Regions from separate parts of the Mus musculus genome. Here region 2 is linked to region 1. A link is a contact called in ENCODE Hi-C or POLR2A ChIA-PET data. All regions are on one chromosome and are shown on one strand. The core of a region is the stretch at or near the end of the contact, and the rest is flanking DNA. Distances in the headings are between cores, read along the strand shown.

Region 1 (3,038 bases), core at 214-2,713:
GCGCGCGCGGGCAGGATTGATTCTCCGCCCTCCCAACTTGGCCCGAGGTTGAGGGGGGCTGCGGCTCCGGGCGGGCCCGAGGCCGCCACGTGCGCCCGGAAGGCCGCACGCAGGCTCGCGCCGCCGCCGCCCCCATTTTGTCGGGCCCCGGAGCAAGGAGAGAAGAAGCCCCGCCGCTCGAAATGGGGGCTGGCTCCGCCCGCGGCCGCCAGGGCCGGGCGCACGGAATGGCCGCTGCGCGTCTTCCCCGCCTGCGCCGCCGCCGCGAGGGCGAGCGCGAGCGAGAATATGGCTCCTTCCCTTTGTGTGTGCGCGCGTGTGAGTGTGTGTGTGTGTGTATGTGTGTGTGAGTGTGCGAGGAGACCGAGGCGCGCGGCGGGCGGGCGGGGCGCTGGCGCACTCGCCATGGCGGCGGGGGAGGGGCGGGGGGCGCGCGGCTCCCCTCCCCCCGCGGCCCCCGCGCCGTCTCCCTCCGCGCGCCCCGCCGCCCCCGCACGGAGAACGCGGGGCCGGGGAGAGAGAGAGACTGAGAGAGAGAGAGAGGAGAGGAAGAGAGGGGAGCGAGAGGAGAGAGGGGGGGAAAAAAAAAAGTTGCCTCAGAACTGCTGCGCCCAGCTTCCCCCGCCCGCCCGCCCGCCTTGTTTTCTCTCCAGCCAGCAGCGCCCGGCCGAGTCAGCCATGTTCCAGCGAGCGCAGCGGCGCCGCTCCCCCCCACACGGCCGCCCCGCTCGCCCGCCGCCTCACCCGGCCCGAGCCGCCCCGCACGGCCGCCCCCGGCCCACCCGCGGCCGCCCTCGCCCGCAGCGGCGCCCCGCCCGCCGCCCCGCGCTCCCCGCCGCGGCCGCCCATACAGCGGGGAAGCGCCGCTGCCCGCCGGCTCGCTCGCTCCGCGCACGCCGCCTGCCCGAAACGCTCGGCCCTGGGGGCCACAAACACGTTTTGGGGAAAAAAAATTTTTTTTAAATAATCCGGAACACGAACACACACACAGGCAGACACAAAACAAAAAAAAAATTTTTTTTTTTTTGCGCCAGTGAAGCGCGGACGGCGCCGCGGGTGTGAAGTGGCGGCCGCCTGAGGCCCCGCGACTCGGCTCGGCTCCGCTCGGCGCGGCACGGCGCGGGGCAGCGTTCGCGGCAGCGGCCGGCGGAGCCTCGCTCCGTGCGCAGTTCCCCCCACGGTCCCCCCTCATTTGCCTTTGTGTGGAGCCTGACCCGCCGGCTCCGGGCCGCGGGGATCCGGCCGCCGCGCAGGCGACCAGGCTACCCGAGGCGCTCTCCCCGCCGCCGCGCCGCCCCGCACTCACCCTCCGCGAGGCACAGAGTCGCCCAGTGCCCGTCCGGCTCGCGCTTGCCCCGGCGCTGTCTCTATGGAGCTCAATGTACTGCAATGGCTGTGAGAGCGGGAGCCAGACGCAGCCTCCTCACTCTCTCCGCTCTGTAACATTACTCTCCAGCCAGCGCGCCTCCTATTGGCTACCGCCAACTCACCAGGCCCGTTCATTGGCCCGTTCCCTCCCATTGTCCTGACCAGAGCCCGCGCGCCATTGGCTGTCTGCGAGGACACGTCACCGAGGATTGAAACAGCGCGCAAATCTGAATGTGTGTGTGTGTGCCGGGCCGAGAGGCTGAGGCGGGAGAGGCAGCGGCAGAGGCAGCAGCTGCTACGGGAAAGCGGAGCTCTATGGTGTCTCTGTGCCTGCGCCTGCCCCGAGCCAGCCCCACGCCCGAGCCGCGGCGCGCGCGGCCAGGGCCCGGCTCCGCCGCAGCCACGGCTGCGTCCCCAGGCCCGGGCGCCTCCCCGCAGGCCCGCCCCCCCTCCCGCTCCACGCTCCCGCCCCGAGCCGTTGGGATGTGCGGCCCGTGCTTGGGGATGCCTCCCCGAGTGGGGTGACTGCTCGGGGGGGCCTGTGGCCCAAACACGGGGGCCTCTGCGGGCTCCGGGACGGCCGTGCTGCTGCAGCCCACCACAAGACACCCCTCCCCGGGACTGCCCGCCTAACGTGCCCACCCTGCCCAGAAGCCTAGTCTGCACCCGCCAGCAGGCGTCCAGTTGCACCCCTTCTTCTGGGTTTGCTCGGGTTTCCCCCAGTACTTCTCGAACTTTTTTTTTTTTTTTCCTTTTGGTGAGACACAAAGCACTGTTTTGAACTTCCCGGACACCAAAGCCTTATACCAGGGAATTAATGCACAGCCACTGGGGTTTGATACTGGCTGTTCTCAGAAAATGTTTGGGGGGGGGCCCAGCTAGAATTAGCAAGTTCTTTAAAGACCTCATTGCCCCACCCCCATACACACACATACACACACACACACACACACACACACACACACAGACGCTGTTTTCTGTGACTCGGTGTGGATTACTGTTAGAATCAAATGAATCTTTGTGATTGCTATCTTGCCTCCGATCACACCACTTAGTGCATACATGTACCTGCTCTAGGGTTACCAGACATTTAGGGCTACTGTTACCTGAGGGATTAGAAGCAGTCGGAGAGTGCTTGGGCCCAAACCCACAGGCCATGCTTTTTCCTGCTCTTCAAGTTGGCTGATCATTCTTAGGTATGCAGAGAAAAATAGCCAGGCTGGCTCTAAAGGCCACAGGCTTCCATCAATCTTTGATGAATCTAACAGCTCTTTCTTTCTGGTGAGCACAGCACCTCTCTTCACTTCAAAACAAATGTCCCCCATTTTTTTTTTTTAAAATCCTGGCTCCTATACACTTCTCAACTAAGAAACAAAGAATTCCTCCAAAATGCACTTGATCCAAGTCAAAACATCCAAGTCATAGATTCTGGGTTTCATTTCTATACCACTTCTGAGGCCCTATTATGTAATGGATTTGCTCGAATTTATTATCCTTACTGGAATAGGTTTAGATTATCTTTTCTGGCCAGTGGCTTTAATGTCCATTGCCATTTTTTTTAACAATATATCCTTGGTCTCGTGAATATCATTGGCATGAGTGGACAGTACACTAAACACACATGCACACACACACGCACACACACAGTAGTTGTTGGGTGGGATGGTGTA
Region 2 (3,251 bases), core at 701-3,200, 100 kb after region 1:
GGCCGAGAAAGTATTAGACCCCAGTCTTGACAGCACCCTGACCTGGGCCTCAGCCTCCACAGCTGTGAGAACACACCTCTGGTATCTGTAAAGGCCAGCCAACCAATTAGCAGTCCCCCACCCCACCCCATCCCATGTTCTACCACTGCCCTAGAGCCACCCACAGCCATTCCTTCGCTCACCCATCCCCAGCAACCCATCACTGGGAGTTAGAGCAAGACTACGGAGGATTAGGTGCTTGTGCTGCCAATGGCTGTGCAAACTTCAGCAAGCTGCTCCACCTCTCTGTGTGTCAGTCACTAAATTCCCTGGCAAGCAAAGCCACTAACAATAGGACTGTTTTAGCGGAGTAAAGCATTTACAATCGTACCTTGCCCACAACAAGTATTTGATGAAGGTTAGCTATTACTATCTTAAAGATACTTTTTGAGATCTTATTTTAATTTTATGTGTATGGGTATTTTGTCTGCCAGTATGTCTGTGCATCACAAGCATACAGTGCCCGAGGCCAGAAGAGGGCATCTGATTCTCTGGAACTGGAGTTACAGACAGCTGTGAGCCACCATGTGGGTGCTGGGAATTGAACTCAGGACCTCTGGAAGAACAGCCAGTGCTCTTAACCACTGAGCCAGCTCTCCAGCCCAGCTGTTACTGTTACATTATCAAAATAAGCTTAGACACTAAGTTGCTCATGCCATTTCCATGACTGAACACCCAAATGATCTCCCCACCACAGGACAAAACCTTAGCGTGGCCTGGAGGCTCCGAATATACCTTCAAATTGCACTACCAGAACCCCATCAAACCCCCCACTTCACACCAGTGTTACTCACCCCTGGGCTCCCATCCCAGGCTTGCCCGCTGCTTCCCCTGGCCAGCTCCTGTTGCTCTCCTAGGATCCACCCATGCATCCCCTTCCAAAGGGGCCTGATTGTCTCAGCTTGGCTTCTCTGCTCTTTTCCTGCAGTGTAACTCTCACCCATTACACTATTAAAGTAACTTGCGTCTCTGTTTCCCACTAGACAGAAACTCTTCAAGATCAAGGACCCATTCTTCATTTAAAAAAAAAGAAGAAGAAGAAGAAGAAGAAGAAATTCCGTGTAAATCCAGTAAACATCAGAAAATGCCAGACACAGAATGGAAATGAACTCTTGCTATGACTTGAATATGGAATATTTTCCACAGGCTCATATGTTCAAACACTTGGTCTCCAACTGACAGCAGGGACCCTCACTGATGGATGGAGGATACTGTAGACAGGCATCTGAGGGATGCAGTGTGGACCTTCTTCTGACCTAGTTCTCTACTTCCTGGCTGGTCAAGATTCGAGCAGGCTCATCCGTGAACAGGGCCATGCCAGCCCATCTTCCCTGCCTGATGCTCAGTAAATCTCAAGTGTGAATCAGAACGAGCCTCTCTTCCTAGGAGTTGCTTTGTCTGCTATTTTTGTCAAAGTAACAAGAGAAGTAACCACCACAACTCTGGGACCTAGACCATCTTCCCACAGGAAGCAGTTGCAAAGAATCTCCTGCCTGTAATCACCCTTTAATTAGCTGACAGAGGAGCCCAGCCACATGCTCAGAGGATAAATACACTTCTGGCAAGCCTTAGGATTTCGATTCCCGGGAACCATGTGGCGGAAGGAGGGGATCAACTCCCACAGACCGCCCTCTGACCTCCAAACATGCACGCATGGGTGCCTGCGTGCGAGTGTGAGCGCGCAGATGTTCCATCTTACACACTCCTTAGGCTTCTCACTACAGAATAAAGTCTACCCTGTAATAAGAGAACTGGGTTCCGAACCTGATTTCTCCATGCGTCCCTAAGCCCTGGCCACACGTTTCAGCTCCTTGCCTTTGTATACAGAGTTCCTTCTGCCAGGAATCTCTTCTCTCTCACCCTGGAAAATTCTCCCTCGGTGCGTATGACCTCGTTCCCGAGTCTCTGTGCTACCGAGCCCTTTCAGGTCATGCTCTGGGAGAACAAGCTGCTCGCTCCTCTGCTGGCACACACTGTTTATTCCGACAGCGCAGTGCCTGCTCCAAGTTACTATCTTCTGTCATTGCCATTTGAGTCCAAAAGCAAGGGCTGAATCTCGCTTAGCTCTGGGTATCATGGAACCTGGAACTATATGCCAGATAGTAATAGGACCTCAATATGTTTTTCCTTTTACATTCAATTAGTCTATAGAATGGCTACAAAAAGTGAGAATCTGACTGTGTACCACACTGCCATACAGAGTATGAACTACACAGTTCATACAGAATATGATATATTGTTATATATTAAATTGTTATATTCCCAACTACATGTCAGGATCCATCTTTATTTTAAAAGAAGAACAAAAAACACCAGAAGAAAACTTCACCATTTTTTTTTTATTTTTAATTTTTTTGGTTTTTTGAGACAGGGTTTCTCTGTATAGCCCCAGCTGTCCTGGAACTCACTTTGTAGACCAGGCTGGCCTCGCACTCAGAAATCCGCCTGCCTCTGCCTCCCAAGTGCTGGGATTAAAGGCATGCGCCACCACGCCCGGCACCATTTTTGTTTAAGTTAAATATATCTGTGTATGTGTGTGTTTGGCTGAAGTGTGAAATACCTTACTCACTGCACTATATGGGTTGAAAATATTGCACGTGATTTGTAGGGTAGTACAGCTAATTATCAGGGTCTTGCTCTGTAGCCAGGCTTGTACCCAGCTCTCCTTCCTCCGTCTCAGCTCTCCAATGCTGGCTCAAGTATCATACCTGCCTCAAGTGAATAAGTACTTATTTATAGTTTGTTAATCACACACACACACACACACACACACACACACACACACACCAGCAACACCTCAGAAAATGGAAGGAATGGAAATGAATGGAAGGAATCAATTGGAGAGGAGCAAAATCAATCAATCAATCAAACAAACAAACAAACAAACCTTAAGTAAAAAGGTGACCTTGTGTATTATGAAGGAAGTAAGATTTCAGATTGGCTATTGGTCTTTCCACCCAACGCCTTACTTATTGCTGATGTAAAGACAGGAAGGGGGAAAAAAAGCCTTCCTACAGATACATTCCTTCATTTCTCCTGAGGTGCGTTTCTTGTTTGTTTATTTGTTTGAACTTTGGAAATAAAGAACTACTTCTTTTTTTTTTATTTGAAAATATTAAATTTAATAGAAAATATCACATTGTAAACAAGTCCATTGATCCATTAGCTTAACACAGAACAATAGCACAATCACATATAAAAACTACAAACAA

Evidence for each region. A loop is a pair of places that touch in the nucleus more often than their neighbours do. ChIA-PET counts read pairs that join two places held with the same protein, here RNA polymerase II (POLR2A).
Region 2: a loop to region 1 is called in a map of gastrocnemius, with 2.5 times the contacts of the local background. The contact joins the enhancer-like site here to the promoter of Hmgb1 in region 1. A Hi-C loop is called at or near these places in 1 of 37 maps with a recorded cell type or tissue (gastrocnemius). POLR2A ChIA-PET finds 5 or more read pairs at or near these places in 1 of 5 experiments (Patski).

The regions. Positions count from the first base shown.
Region 1 is chr5:149,051,594-149,054,631 of GRCm38, forward strand. It overlaps Hmgb1 (high mobility group box 1), which reads right to left and starts at 1,464. Exons shown (of 5, transcript NM_010439.4): 1 at 1,307-1,464.
Region 2 is chr5:149,150,986-149,154,236 of GRCm38, forward strand. The region is part of intron 1 of Mm2pr (macrophage M2 polarization regulator); the gene reads right to left. It overlaps Gm42788 (predicted gene 42788), which reads left to right. Exons shown (of 2, transcript NR_137278.1): 2 at 1,023-2,555. It also overlaps the pseudogene Gm8615. Among named protein-coding and RNA genes, the nearest start is that of Gm42788, 8.3 kb to the left of the region's middle. Within about 2 kb of position 1,951, at least 1 of the 3 ENCODE cell types and tissues checked has a DNase peak (open chromatin) inside an H3K27ac peak, as active enhancers do.